Regions from separate parts of the Homo sapiens genome. Here region 2 is linked to region 1. A link is an interaction called in ENCODE POLR2A ChIA-PET data of the cell type or tissue named here. Cell type or tissue: PC-3. All regions are shown on one strand.

Region 1 (8,000 bases):
TCCGCCTGCCTCAGCCTCCCAAAGTGCTGGGATTACAGACGTGAGCCACCACACCCGGCCACTGGACTCTGATTCTAAATATCTTCCCTCAGGTGGCTGTTTCCTCTACATTCCTTCTCATATCAGCAGACCTTGAGAATAAGCAGGAATGTGTGTCAGGACTAAACCACACAGGCTGCCACTTTCCCTCTGCCCTGCCAGCTGCTTCCCTCCCAAGTCTCTCTGGAGATCACTGGCCCTGGAATGGAGCAGTGGCTCAGCTGCCATCTGGTCCCCCCACCCCCCGGGGTTTCTAGCTCCATTTAGGTTAAATTTATGAGAGATAATAATCTAAAAGTGGGGTCTCCACTTGGGAAACCAGCAAAGGATGCTGCAAGGAGAAGAAAACTCCTATTACTCACAATGCCCCTTGAAATTTCCCTTTTACCTTCCACTGAAAGGGGTGCAGGAGCTTTTACCTCCTGCCCCTCTTCCCTCTTTCTAGCCAGTTCTCGAAATAGCCACTCTGGACACTCTTCTGGATTTAGTTGTTTGTGATTTGCTGAGGTTAGGGGTGGGGGCAGTTAGATCACAAGTTGTCTGCTCCCACCCTCTATGTGGTGCTCAGTCCTTTATTAGTCTCTGGTCTCTGCCTCAACCCTCCTGTTTATCTTCCAGAAACGCAGCAATTTTAGATGAATTAAGGTCCTCTGGTATACGCATCTGCAAGCCATCAGACTAACCATACTTCACATAAACAAAGGAGGCACAGAGGTACACCCTGGGACCAGAGACCACATACTCTAGTGTTTCTCACAAAAACTCATACCTGCAGAGGAGTGAGGCCAAACTGCAAGAGCTGTAACAGGTCAGCACTTCTCAGCTCCTCATTCTAGCCAGGTATGGATCACAAACCTCTCAGGTGCTCTTCTACTCCTTTTCTTTTTTTTGAGACAGAGTTTTGCTCTTGTCACCCAGGCTGGAGTGCCTAGCCTTCTACTCCTTTCGATACTGAGCTTTTCTGACCAGAAATAACAACAATGACATGGTTTAGGAAATCCTTCCTTCTCCTTATAGGACCCAACTGGGGGAACTGGAAGAAATCAAGGATTTCAGAATGTCACCTCGCTTTACTTTATGAACAATCATATATAATACACTATGTGCCAGCTACTTTTCTAAGTACTTTATAAACACTAACACGTTGAATGATTATAACAGCCCTATAAAATAGGTATAATTATTATTTCTATTTCACAGAGAAGGAAATTGAAGTTGAGAGGTTATCTTGCCCAAAGCCATAGAACAAACAAACCACAAAGCTAGGATTTGAACCCAGGCAGTCTGGCTCTAGAATCCATGCTCTTGATCATTATCCTACACTATCTCTCAATCTCCAATCAAAAGTATGGGGATGTATGAGTATGTATGTGCATGCGTATACAATGCTATCTTCACATATACTCCAAAGGGAACTTGGGGAACAGGGTCCAGTCCTGCCATTATGGGGCAATTTTACATGTTATTAATATTTGACAACCTGATCCCAGACCACGCCTATCACTCAGATTTCTGCTCTAATTGATCTAATCACCCTGATTCTGGTTTTCATCTTAATGTTTGCTCAGTGGGCCTCCTGATACACGAGGCTGACTCCTGGAGGACAGCCATAGTTTACATTCTTTACTCCCAGAGCCAGAACCCAGCCCTTCAGAGTCTGAGAATTCCATGTGTAGGATCATTCTACTGGCTTCCATTTCAAATGCCTCCCTCACTGTCATTCAAGCCTGTTATTCCAAGTTTCTAGTGAGCTTGGAGCTTGGTTCGTTCAGCCTCACTGCCCACATAGGACTGAATGGGACTTTGGGGGTTTTGTTTGTTTGTTTGTTTTGAAACAGGTTCTCACTCAAGCAATACTCCAGCCTCAGCCTCCTAAAGTGCTGGGATTACAGGTGTGAGCCACCCACACCCTCCCCAGCCAGGACTAAATGTTTCTCACTTCTCAATAGATACCAAACACTAATTAGCAACTGTGAGGCCCATCAACTCCTTCTTTTCCTTAATTTATTTTCCCTAGAGGGTTTTAGTTGCTTTCCTTGCCTACCTTCCTATATTTCTTTAATCCTTGCCTCTGAGCCTGATGTGTACCAGTGTTCCATTCCATCATCTTGGTGATACTGCCAATTCCCCATGAGTACTCTTTTGTTTCCTCTGCAGCTCAAAGCTGCAGATTCTCCCTTCCCATGGGGAAGAAGGAAAGGAAGGAGAGTCTTGTTGGCTTAAGGGTCTTTTTTTCTTTCGGCTTTGAGATTGCAGAGAGGAACATGACATAGTAACATTCCTCCTTTCCCTAATACTTTCCCCAGGAGTACCTACCCTTTTCATTTCCTCCCACTTCCAGGAAAGAGAAGCACCACACACTTGCCTATCTGCCTCCTCCCAGAGCATTTGTCAGATGATGTCTTGTCCTTCCATCTGAGCTCTAGATCCCATCACCCTTCTCCTCCTCAGGAATCTTGACAATCAGTTCCCTTTACTCTCTCACATATAAAGCTTCCCTCTCTCCTTAAGAAGTAAATAAATATATGACTTAGGATAAATAAATATATTTATCCTTAAATAAAAATAAATAAATAAATAAAAGCCTCCCTCAACCTGAATTTCTTTTCCAACTACCATTAGAGACGAAAGAAGCAGGTCTCGGACAATAGGAATTGTCAATATTGAGGAATACCAATTTTTTTTTTTTTTTTTTTTGAGACGGAGTTTCGCTTTTGTTGCCCAGGCTGGAGTGCAGTGGCACGATCTCGGCTCACTGCAACCTCCGCCTCCAGGGTTCAAGCAATTCTCCTGCCTCAGCCTCCCGCGTAGCTGGGATTACAGGTGCCCACCACCATGCCTGGCTAATTTTTGTATTTTTAGTAGAGACAGGGTTTCACCATGTTGGCCAGGCTTGTCTCGAACTCCTGACCTCATGATCTACCCGCCTCGGCTTCCCAAAGTGCTGGGATTACAGGCGTGAGCCACTGTGCCCAGCCCAGGAATACCAATGTTAAAAGTTTAGGGAAATGCTTTAAAAAAGAAAAAAAGAAATCAGGATCTAGAAGAATTTGCTTAAAAAAAAAAAAAGGGATTACCCCAATCTGATCACTATAAGTTATATGTATCAAAATATCACTCACTATGTACCCCCATGAATATGTACAATTAGGCAGGGCACGGTGGCTCACACCTGTAATCCCAGCATTTTGGGAAGCCAAGGCAGGCAGATCACTTGAGGCCAAGAATTTGAGACCAGCCTGGGCAACATAGACTTTGTCTCCACTAAAAAAAAAAAAGGTTAGTCCAAGTGTGGTGACATGCACCTGTAGTCCCAGCTACTCGGGAGGCTGAGGTATGAGGATCGATCACTAGAACCCAGAGATCAAGGCTGCAGTGAGCTATGATCATGCCACTGCACTCCAGCCTGGGTGACAGAGTGAGAGCTTGTCTCAAAAAAGAAAAAAGAAAAAAAGATCAGGCACAGTGGCTCACACTTGTCATCCCAGCACTTTGGGAGGCCAAGGCAGGCAGATCATGAGGTCAGGCATTGGAGACCAGCCTGGCCAACATGGTGAAACCCAGTTTCTACTAAAAATACAAAAATTAGCCGGGCGTCATGGCACGTGCCTGTAGTCCCAGCTACTCAGGAAGCTGAGGTGGGAGAATTGCTTTAACCCTGGAGGCAGAGGTTGCAGTGAGCCAACATCATGCCACTACACTCCAGCCTGGGCGACAGAGCAAGACTCTGTCTTGGGGGTGAGGGGAAAAAAAAAGAAACAAAGTACAGACTAGAAGAAAATGTTTGCAAATCAAATATCTGATAAAAGGCTTGCATCCAGAATAAGTATTGAAAGAACTTTTAAATCTCTATAATAAAAACACAGTTTTTTTAAATGGGCAAAATATTTGAACAGACATTTCACCAAAGAAGATACATGGATGACACGCACATGAAAAGATATATAACATCATCATCATTTGGGAAATGCAAATTAAAACCACAATGAGATATCACCACATACCTATTAAAAATTTTCTGTTTAGTGGCAATACAATGTAGAGGCAAAGATACAGAGCAACTGGAACTCTCATACGTTGTTGGTGGGAATGCAAGATGGTATAGCTACTTTGGCAATTTCTTAAGCATACATTTACCATACCAACCAGCAATCCTATTGCTAGTTATTTATCCAAGAGAAATTAAAACTTATATTCACACATACATTTGTAAATTAATATTTATAGCAGCTCTACTTGTAATTGCCAAAAACTGGAAACAACCTGAATTAATGACTGGTGAGGCCCACTTTCCATATGTAGATGGCCATCTTTTTGCTATATCCTCACATGGTAGAAGGGGAGAGGGATCTCTTTGGGGTCTCTTTTTTTTTTTTTTTAGACGGAGTCTCCCTCTATCAATCACCAGGCTGGAGTGCAGTGGCACGATTTCAGCTCACTGCGACCTCCACCTCCTGGGTTCAAGCAATTCTCCTGCCTCAGCTACCCCAGTAGCTGGGACTACAAGCACATGCCACCATGCCCAGCTAATTTTGTTTGTATTTTTAGTAGAGATGGCGTTTCACCATGTTGGCCAGGATGGTCTCAATCTCTTGACCTTGTGATCCTCCCGCCTAAGCCTCCCAAAGTACTGGGATTACAGGCATGAGCCACTGCGCCTAGCCTGGGGTCTCTCTTTTTTTTTTTGAGCCTGGGGTCTCTTTTATAAGGGTACTAATCCCATTTATGAGGGCTCTGCCCTCATGACCTAATCACTTCCCAAAGCCCTCACTTCCTAGTATCATCATCTTGGGGGTTAGGATTTCAATATATGGATTTTGGGGGTACACAAACATTCAGACCATTGCACACCCTAACACAGTTGGCTCTGACATGAGCAATTGTAACAACCCAAGTGGTTACTGATGCTCTTAGGATAAAAGATGAAATTCTTTTTAATTTTATTATTATATATTTTTTGAGACAGAGTCTCTCTCCGTTGCCCAGGCTGGAGTACAGTGGCATGATCTCAGCTCACTGCAGCCTCTGACTCCTGAGTTCAAGCAATTCTCCTGCCTCAGCCTCCCGAGTAGCCGGGATTACAGGCATGCACCACCATGCCCAGCTAATTTTTGTATTTTTAGTAGAGACCGGGTTTCACCATGTTGGCCAGGCTGGTCTTGAACTTCTGACCTCAGGTGATCCAGCTTCCTCAGCCTCCCAAAATGCTAGGATTACAGGCGTGAGCCACCACGCCCAGTCCTTATTTTTTTTTTTTGAGACAAGGTCTTATTCTGTTGCCCAGGCTGGAATGCAATGGTACAATCTCAGCTCACTGCAGCCTTGGCCTCCTGGGCTCAAGCAATCCTCACACCTCAGCTTCCTGAGTAGCTGGGACCACAGCCACACACCACTACACCCGGCTAATATTTGTATTTTTTGTAGAGATGGGTTTTTGCCATGTTGCCCAGGCTGGTCTCAAACTCCTGGACTCAGGCAGTACTCCTGCCTCGGCCTCCCAAAGTGCTGGGATTATAGGTGTGAGCTACCACACTCAGCCCAAAATCCTTAATACGGCCTAAAAGGCTCTACATTGTTCAGCCTCTGATTACCTCAATAACCTCATCTCTGGAACATACTATGTTCCTTCCCACCTCAGGACCTTGGCATATGGTTCTCTTATCCCTGCCTCCTTTTTGTATCATTAATTCCTATTGATCCTTTTTGATCCTTTACATATGATTTACACTAATAATTTTTTAAATAAATGAAGGGAGCTCTCTGTTTTATTTGCAACCTCATCTAAACTTCTGAAATCAAATTTGTTTTCAGAAGTTGAAGGCCTCCATTCTGTAGCCAGTTCAGAGGTTGTGGAAAAGGGATTCAGAAGCCAAGTCATTGCTTTCCTTCACTTTAACATATGTGCCTGAAAAAGAGCTGAGAATGAAGGAAAGACCTTCTCATGAAGTATATTTCATATTACCTGTACTACAGGTACAGGTAATGTCTTACCCCCCCTTCCCCACCCTCAGCACCCTGATAGATTTTATTTCCTTTGAAGCACAGTCCATGTTTTCCATTTGTTTATGTCTAGGCTACAATAACTACAACCCATGTCTTGTAATAGTAGGTACTTAATGGATATTTATGTGAATTAAAATTTGCTTAGGCCTTACCATTACATAGAGGATGAGGATAAAAGAAAAAAAATAAAATAAAATTCTGTTAGGCTTCAAATTCCTGGGAGCAGCAATGTGGCACACTAGTCAGACAGATCTGGATTCATACCCTGGATCTGCATTGACTATCTGTTCAAATCTCAGCTCTGTCATTCCTAGCTGTGTGACATTGGGTAAATTACTTAGCTTTGCTGTGCTCAGATCGCTCATCTGCAGAAGAGAGATAATATCTATCTTGAAAGGTAAAAAGGCAGGGCATGGTGGCTCACGCCTGTAATCCCAGGGCTTTGGGAGCCCAAGGCGGGTGGATCATTTGAGGTTAGGAGTTCGAGACCAGCCTGACCAACATGGTGAAACCCCACCTCTACTAAAAATACAAAATTAGCCAGGCATGGTGGTGCATGCCTGTAATCCCAGCTATCTGGGAGGCTGAAGCAGGAGAATCACTTGAACCTGGGAGGTAGAGGTTGCAGTGAGCTGAGATCGTGCCATTGCACTCCTGGGCAACAAGAGCGAGACTCCATCTCAAAAAAAAAAAAAAAAAAAGGTAAAAGGAACCAGAGAAAAATGTATGTAAAATACATAGCACATATTACAATAAATAGTTATTATTCCAAAGTAATATAACCTGGGGTTGAATATAAGAATAGGTTTAGGTCAAGATGCTGAGGTATTTATTGCAGGGTTAAAATACTAGAATCAGAGAGTGGAGTTGCCACAGAGTAGTTTTTCTCTAAGTGGAACTGAAAGAGGAAGAGAATACCTGGGATTGCTCGAAGGGCCCTGGAGGCTTATTCTGCTACCGTAGGAGTTTCATAAATACTTTTTTTTTTCCCCTTCTAAACAAGCCCTAGAAATCACAATCTCCCTGTCTTCCCAATGTCTGTCCCCAAAAGTGCTGAGAATGGCTCTAAACCTCTGGGAACCCTGAGACATCTCTTTTTTTAAGTTATACACCACAGGGAAAAGGAGATTAGTACTCAGGAGTCAACAAACTATACTCCTTGATTGAGTCCTTTCGTCCACTTTTGTGTCATGAAAATGATTGTGTAAGTCTATTCCTTGCCTCACCAGATAGTATTGTCGGCCAGGTGCGGTGGCTCACGCCTGTTATTCCAACAATTTGGGAGGCCAAGGCAGGGGGATCACCTGAGGTCAGGAGTTTGAGACCAGCCTGGCCAACATGGTGAAACCCTGTCTCTACTAAAAATACAAAAATTAGCCGGGCATGGTGGTGGGCACCTGTAATCCCAGCTACTCAGGAGGCTGAGGTGGGAAAATTGCTTAAACCTGGGAGGCAGAGGTCACGGTGAGCCAACATCGCACCACTGCACTCCACTCCAGCCTAGGCAACAGAGCCAGACTCTGTCTAAAAAAACAAAAACAAAACATAGTATTGTGGTAGCAAGCACCTAGACATTCAAAACGGTAGCAACTTTGGTGCTGTTTTCCTGCTGCCACTACTGGGGAACAGATCCCCTATAACTCTAGGCCCAATCTTCCCCGCTCCCTTCTTGGGCTGTGTTTCCTCCTTCCTTTGTGGCTTTCATCTTTAATAGCGTTGCCACAGCAACCACTGTCACCAGAAAAGGGAAGATAGTGTTGCCCCTTCTGCTCCAAGCAGTGAGTTAGAACCTTGGAAAAGATAAACTATCCAGATTTCCCCATATTCCTCAGCCCACTGGGCTCTTTAAAGAGAGATCACAGGCTGTCAACAGCAGCAACAGACAGGAACAAGGATCACCTCATCATACCTAGACTACCTATACCTGTATTTGCATGACATAGCTTGGGTGCTGTGTA
Region 2 (8,000 bases), 120 kb after region 1:
CTCAGGGCCTAAGTCCCTCTTTCTCCTTTTATGCCAAATACACAAAACTTACCCCCAGAGCCATGAGATGAGCTAGTCCAAATTTGGGCACATTCCTGGCCCACAAAGGTTTGAAATGATCCGTCAGGCATATTTTGCCACCCCTATGAGAGGGACATGAAGAAGGTGTTGACATGCAAAGTTTACCATAAAGCACAGCAGCCTCTTGGGGGCATAGGAAGACTACTAGTGATCAGAATTGAGAACAAGTTCAGCTAAGTACTTTGCTTAGGCTCAGCAAAGGAGGGCCTGGCACCCCACTAGGCCAGCAGACCCTGGGAAAATCTCTGCCTCCAAAGTTCTTCCTTTTTTTTTTTTTCCTTACATCTTTTAAGTTCAGAGGTACACATGCAGGATGTATAGGTTTGTTACATAGGTAAACGTGCCATGGTGATTTACACATAGATCATCCCATCACCCAGACATCAAGCCAAGCATCCATTAGCTATTCTTCCTGATGCTCTCCCTCCCGCCACGAAGTTCTTCCTTAAGGCTTTCTTTGACTCTTTGCCATCTCCTATTCAGTCCTACCTGTACATCTTTGCTGTCTTTCCATCCAGCTCAGGAACTGCAATTTCTGGGGCAGTAGTAGGATATGTGATAGGAATCTGGAGAAATTATAAAACCTTAATAAAACAGAATCAGGATAGAAAGGAACTAATATAATCAGACATACATATTTCTTGGTTAAACTGAAATGTTAAGTAAAACTCCCCAAGGAGCACATCCATACCAGGATTCTGGATGTGGAGATGAGTAAATATAACTTATGCTTGCCTCAAACCTCAGCTTTTCTCTCCCATTTTTAAAGTTTTCTTTGGTCCCTTCAAGAAAGGATAGCTTGTTACCCATCATCTAATCCCTCCCCTTCTACTAACCTTCATATTTCCCACTCTATCACACTCACGTCAAACTCGATGTCAAACTCATATTTCAGGAGGTCATGGATATACCAGCATTTTCCAAACCACCTGTAACAAAGACCAAACCTCAGTCCAATTTGCCTATTCTTCCAGTACTCAAATGATATCTTGGCTTAGGCCACCAGCCTGGGAGACTCATAGGATGGGAACTGGGGAACTCTGGCGCTGTGGGAGTGGAGACAGCTAACATGTGACAGGGCAGCTTTGGTAGTGGGCGCTAGGATACCAAATTGCCTAACTCATATAAGACTCCCACCCCACACCTCCCAAGAGGGTCTACCTACCGAGTTCCTTCCTTGTTGGACTCCAGTCGGAACCAATCGTTGTCAGCATTCTTGTTGTTCTCCACATACTGAAAGCAGAGAATGAGGTCTTTGAGAGAGTAGTTGGGGCCAAGGGCAGTCCCCCTCTCCTCAAAAGAAAAGTATGTGGTTATTTTTTTTATTTTTTATTTTTATTGAGATGGAATCTCGCTCCCGTCGCACAGGCTGGAGTGCAGTGGCGCAATCTGGGTTCACTGCAACTTCCACCTCCCAGGTTCAAGCGATTCTCCTTCCTCAGTCTCCTGAGTAGCTGGGATTACAGGCGTGCACCACCATGCCCGGATAATTTTTGTATTTTTAGTAGAGACGGGGTTTTGCCATGTTGGCCAGGCTGGTCTCGAACTCCTGACCCCAGGTGATCAACCTGCCTTGGCCTCCCAAAGTGCTAGGATTACAGGCGTGAGCCACTACACCCAGCCGGTTTTTTTTTTTTTTTTTTTTTGAGACAGTCTCGCTCTGTCACCCAGACTGGAGTGCAGTGGCGCAATCTCGGCTCACTGCAAGCTCCATTGCCTGGGTTCACGCCATTCTCCTGCCTCAGCCTCTCAAGTAGCTGGAACTACAGGTGCCCGCCACCATGCCCGGCTAATTTTTTGTATTTTTTTTTTTTTTAGTAGAGATGGGGTTTCACCATATTAGCCAGGATGGTCTCGATCTCCTGACCTCGTGATCCGCCCACCTTGGCCTCCCAAAGTGCTGGGATTAGAGGCGTGAGCCACCACGCCCAGCCTACTTTTTCTTAATATGTTTACCTAATTTTTCTAACATTAGCAAAGCTGAAGACAAGGCTATACTGGTAAGTGGGGGTCTGCCCAGAACAGAGAATAGAATGGGCTCCACTCAATTTAGCAAGCACAAAAGACCTGAAGATACCATCTGGATTCTCCTCTCACTTCTCTGATAGTGTCTGCCCTCAGCCCACAACTCATTTAATGATAGACTCCTTCCCTGGGTAACTCCCTTCTAGCCTCATATAGTCCTGGTTTCAACTAACACCCACAGGCTAATGACTCCCAGATTTTCATCTTTGGTCCAGATCTTTCCTCAGAACTTCAGCCTTTAGTATCCAACTGTATGTTGACGTTTTGACCTTCATTTCACAGGTACTTCAAACTCAGCATTTCCATCTGGAATTTTTTATATTCCTTTGGATACACTTCCTGAATTATCCTCCTGAATTATCAATTTCAGGTGGCAGTATGAGCATTCACCCAAGGCAAAAACCTGGGAATCATCTTTGACCCTCCCTATCCCTTACTACACTAATCCATGTTATGCTAATTTTACCTTCTGAATATTCTACAAATCTACCTCTCCTCTCTATCCTCACAACTGCCTAGTTTAGATTGCCTTTTGTTTCGCTGAGATTAATGACAGCCTAACTTGTCTCTTACCTTCAGTCTTGTCCCTGTCAATTGTATTTTCCCCTTATTGCCAATGTGACTGATCTAAACCCAAATCGGCCATGTAATTCCTCAGCTTAATAACTTTTAACGGTATCCCAAAGCCTCCAAGAGAAAATTCAAGTGCTCAAATATGTCTCCTAGCTTTGTCTACCATTCCCTGCCTCACATTTGATGCTCTAACAACTCTGAGCTACTTTGTTTCTTCAAACACATCATGCTGGTGCCTGTGCCGTTTCTAGATTCTATGCCTTTGCTCATGCTGTCCCTTTTGGCTTGAATGTCCTTCTACTCTTATGTTTTATCAGGCTAGCTTATGTTTACTCTTTAAGTTTCAGCTCAAGCATTACCTCTTCCAGGAAACCTTCCGTGACCGAATGCAAACTGGATGTCTCCTCTTATGCTCTCAAAACATCCTAGCCATTTCTCGCTTTATATCTGTCCATATCTGTCTCAGTCTCTCTCCACTTAAACACTGTATTATAATGATCTGGTTTTGTCTACCTCAGTAAGTTCCTCCTTATTCGGCTTGGTATCTCCTCCCTAGGTTCTATATGCACAGTAATTTTTTTTTTTTAGTGAATGAATACATGAGGTAGGAGAACTAGAACTGCTGGTCTTTGAAGCAGGCAGAAACTACAAGGAAGACAAACTTTTCTCACCTTCCACAGTAGAGATAACTGAGAAGACAGCCCGTTTCTAACTATGAGCTAAACTCCCCAACTCTCTGTAGTTAACACCTACTTGAATTTTCAGCCCTAATGTGGCTTGAAAGAGTGAAGAGTGAGGCCAGGCGCGGTGGCTCACGCCTGTAATCTCAGCACTTTGGGAGGCCGAGGCGGGTGGATCAGGATCACGAGGTCAGGGGATCGAGACCATCCTGGCCAACACGGTGAAACCCCGTCTCTACTGAAAATACAAAAATTAGCTGGGTGTGGTGGCGCGCGCCTGTAGTCCCAGCTACTCAGGAGGCTGAGGCAGGAGACTCGCTTGAACCCGGGAGTCGGAGGTTGCAGTGAGCCGAGATCGCGCCACTGCACTCCAGCCTAGCAACAGAGCGAGACTCCGTCAAACAAACAAACAAAACAGTGAAGAGTGAAGAAGGGGGCAGAGAGATGCGGACTGGGAGTTGGCGCCCTGAGGATTTTTGTTCACATCCAGGTGAACAAACACCTGTAGCCAGGGAGACACGTCACCTTCTGGGGAAGCGTATCCCTAAAATAACTGCTGCTTTTAGCCGCAAGGTCTGGCCCCACTGTGCACCTCACCCGAGTCTTTTTTGCCCTCTCCCCACCATCCCTCCTTAGTCCCCGAGCCCCACAATAGTCCCATTTCTATGAATTTGGGCGTTAAACTTAAAAACCGGAAGCGGCTTCCACACGGAGCCTATTATTGAGGACACCTGATTTCTCCCAACCCTTATGCTACGCGTTAGACTGTAGAAACACAACTAACCCGGATAAGGGACTGATATTCCTCCTTCAGTCGCTGCACCCACAACTCACGATCTCGGGGTCCGGCGTTAGTCTTCAGCACCGGGATCTCAGACACAACACGTCGCGTGGCTTCATCCGCCATCTTGGACCAGGGCGCAAGAGAAACGCGGAAGTGGTGTTGCCTGTAGCTTACCTCAAGGCGCCGTCATCTTTACTATGGGAAGATGAGACGTTGGGTTGCTGTAAGACCTCTTTTGAATAAGATCTTTGTTTTCTTGTCACCTAGTTACCCGCTTGTGAGTGCATCGAGAAGAACAGAATGTAAACAGATTACTCCGTCCTATATATGACACCTATCATTAAAATCACCGCATAAGGCACAAAGGGTGACTTCCGTTCATGCTCAGAGAAGTAATCGCAGAAAACCCGGACACCTTCCCAAACTTGGAAAGCTCTTAGAACTTCAGGCTGCTGAAGGCATTTTTACTTATTTATTTATTTTTATTATACCTTAAGTTCTAGAGTACATGTGCACAACGTGCAAGTTTGATACATAGGTATACTTGTGCCATGTTGGTTTGCTGCACCCATCAACTCGTCATTTACATTAGGTATTTCTCCTAATGCTATCCCTCCCCCAGCCCCGAGCCCCCAACCCCAAGGCGCTTTTCAAGGCACTGACTTCCTAAAACGAGCGATTCGTGTTTCCTCTTCGAAGAACTTTTCCTTTGCTTATATATAGTCCTGCCTCTAGATGCAGTTATCCTGTAGAAGGATGTTTAACTCCTGATAAAGATTAGAAACCATGCAGAATCAAAAGACAAATCCCTGCAAGATTTCTGCCTTAGTCTAGCCATTCACTGAGTCCTAGACTTTTTTTTTTTTAGACAGTGTCTCAATCTGTTGCCCAGGCTGGAGTACAGTGGTACGATCATAGCTTACTGCATCTTCCATCTCCCGGGCTCAAGCGATCCTCCTGCCCCAGCCTCCCCAAAGTGCTGGGATTACTTGTGGGGAAACAATAAACAAACTCCAGTTGGACTTAAAATCTAAACACATTAATTTTTGCTTTTTTTTTTTTTTTTTTTGGAGACCGAGTTTCACTCTTGTTGCCCAGGCTGGAGTGCAATGGCATGATCTCGGCTCACCGCAACCTCCGCCTCCCGGGTTCAATTGATTCTCCTGCCTCAGCGTCCTGAGTAGCTGGGATTACAGGCATGTGCTACCACGCCCGGCTGATTTTGTATTTTTAGTAGAGACCGGGTTTCGCCATGTTGGCCAGGTTGGTCTTGAACTCCTGACCTCAGGTGATCCACCTGCCTCAGCCTCCCAAGGTGCTGGGATTACAGGCGTGAGCCACCGCGCCGGCCATTTTGGCTTTAATTTAAATATCCTGTTTGGCTGGCGTGGTGGCTCAAGCCTGTAATCCCAGCAACTTGGGAGGCCAAGGCAGGTGGATCACTTGAGGTCAGGAGCTCCAGACCAGCCTGACTGGTGAAACCCGTCTCTACTAACAATACAAAATTAGCTAGGCATGGTGGCGCACGCTTGTAGTCCCGGCTACTTGGAGGCTGAGGCGGGAGAATCGCTTGAACCCGGGAGGCGGAGGTTACAATGAGCCGAGATCCTGCCATTGCACTCCAGCCTGGGCAACAAGAACAAGATTCCGTCTCAAAAAATAAATAAAACCTAAAAACGTTAATTATAGATTTAAATATCTTGTTTGGCCGGGTGCGGTGATTCACGCAGATAACCCCAGCACTTTCAGAGGCCGGGGTGGGCAGATGGCTTGAGCCCAGGAGTTCGAAAATAGCTTAGGCAACGTGGTGAAACCCCAGCTGTACAAAAAATACAAAAATTAGCCGGAGTGGTGGCGGGCACCTGTAGTCCCAACTATTTTGGGGGCTGAAGCAGGAGGATCTCTTGAACCCCGGAGGTCGAGATTGCAAATGAGCCAAGATTATACCACTTCACTCCAGCCTGGGGGGTCAAAGTAAGACCAAAATTTTTAAAAATATATTTATTTATTTTATTTATGTTTATTTCACTGTTTATTCAGTGAATCATTCCAGCCTGTGGCAGTAAGTTTTTTTGTTTGTTTGTTTTGTTTTGTTTTTGAGACAGAGTCTCACTCTGTCACCCAGGCTAGAGTGCAGTGACATGATTTTGGCTTACTGCAACCTCCACCTCCTGGGTTCAAGCGATTCTCCTACCTCAGCCATCCGGGTAGCTGGGATTACAGGCATGCAGCACCACGCTCGGCTAATTTTGTACTTTTAGTAGAGATGGAGTTTCACCATGTTGGCCAGGCTGGCTTCGAGCTCCTGACCTCAGGTGATCCAGCCCGCTCGGCCTCCCAAAGTGCTAAGATTACAGGCGTGAGCCACCGTGCTCAGCCTCCAGTACAATATTGAGTAAGAGTGTTGGCGGGGCGCGGTGGCTCACGGCTGTAATCCTAGCACTTTGGGAGGCCGAGGCGGGCGGATCACAAGGTCAGGAAATCGAGACCATCCTGGCTAACATGGTGAAACCCCGTCTCTACTAAAAATACAAAAAAATTAGTCGGGCATGGTGGCGGGTGCCTGTAGTCCCAGCTACTCGGGAGGCTGAGGCAGGAGAGTGGCGTGAACTCAGGAGGCAGGGCTTGCAGTGAGCTGAGATCGCGCCACTGCACTCCAGCCTGGGCGACAGAGCAAGACTCCGTCTCAAAATAAAAAAAAGACAGTGTTACCAGCAGACATCCTTGTCTCGTTCTGCCTTTAGGGGGAAAATCAATGTCTTTCTCCTTTTTTTTTTTTTTTTGCGACAGAGTCTTCCTCTGTCGCCCAGGCCGGAGTCGAGTGGCGCGATCTCGGCTCACTGCAAGCTCCGCCCCTCCAGGTTTTAAGCAATTCTCTGCCTCAGCCTCCGGAGTAGCTGGGATTACAGGCGCCCGCCACCACGCCCAGCTAATTTTTTGTATTTTTAGTAGAGACGGGCTTTCACCATGTTGGCCAGGCTGGTCTTGAACTCCTGACCTCGTGATCCACACGCCTCGGACTCCCAAAGTGCTGGGAATACAGGCGTGAGCCACGCGCCCGGCTGTCTTTCTCCATTAAATATGAGGTTAAGCTGCAGATTTTTCACAGATGCCCTTGTCAGGTTGAGGAAGTTCCCTTCTGGCGTTGACGGTTTTTCTCAAAAGGGAGTTGTTTTTTGATTTTTGTTTTGAGACGGAGTCTCCCTCTGTCACCCAGGCTGGAGGGCAGTGGTGTGATCTCGGCTCACTGCAATCTCTGCCTCCCCTCCTGGGTTCAAGTGATTCTCCTGCCTCAGCCACCCGGTAACTGGGACCACAGACGCAGGCCACCATGCTCAGCTAATTTTTGCATTTTTTGTAGAGACGGGGTTTCACCCTGTCTGCCAGGCTGGTCTTGAACTCCTGACCTCAGGTGATCTGCCTGCCTCGGCCTCCCAAAGTGCTAGGATTACAGACATGAGCCAAAGCGCCCGGCCTTATAAAGGAGTTTTTCAAATGCTTTTTCCATGTTGATTGAGATGATGGTGTGTTTTTTGTTTTTTATCAGCATGCTATATATCTCTTTCATAAAAAAAAATGGATATTGGATAAGGCTAAGGCAGAGCTTTGTACTTCTTAACTAGAGATCTCTCTTCTGGGGAAATAAGATTTATTCCATTTTGGGTGTGGGCACTGTGGTGTGATATAGAGAGCAGAGATTTGGAATGAGGCTTTGCAATTTAATTGTCGTAAGACTTTAGCGGCGGGGTGCGGTGGCTCACGCCTGTAATCCTAGCACTTTGGGAGGCCGAGGGGGGCAGATCACGAGGTCAGGAGATCGAGACCATCCTGGCTAACACGGTGAAACCCCGTCCCTA

What was found. Peaks named below come from ENCODE experiments on the same cell type or tissue, not always from the same donor. Only the 100,000 strongest peaks of a DNase experiment are listed, where the experiment ranks them.
Region 2: POLR2A ChIA-PET joins it to region 1 with 10 read pairs; 3 of 35 experiments call an interaction of 5 or more read pairs at or near these places.

What each region holds. Positions count from the first base shown.
Region 1 is chr1:161,267,295-161,275,294 of GRCh38, reverse strand. All of the region lies in intron 1 of PCP4L1 (Purkinje cell protein 4 like 1), which reads right to left. Among named protein-coding and RNA genes, the nearest start is that of PCP4L1, 13 kb to the right of the region's middle. In PC-3, no CTCF peak of the experiment used is centred here; no DNase peak of the experiment used is centred here; H3K27me3 peaks cover 1,851 bases.
Region 2 is chr1:161,150,264-161,158,263 of GRCh38, reverse strand. UFC1 (ubiquitin-fold modifier conjugating enzyme 1) reads right to left here and starts at 4,286. Exons shown (of 6, transcript NM_016406.4): 1 at 4,144-4,286; 2 at 1,247-1,314; 3 at 947-1,010; 4 at 571-647; 5 at 53-143. The coding sequence starts at 4,266. RefSeq lists enhancers at 3,979-4,368, 4,409-4,458, 4,549-4,598, 3,487-4,686, 3,924-4,704 and 1 more. In PC-3, no CTCF peak of the experiment used is centred here; a DNase peak (open chromatin) is centred at 4,333; H3K4me3 peaks cover 2,367 bases; H3K27ac peaks cover 1,912 bases.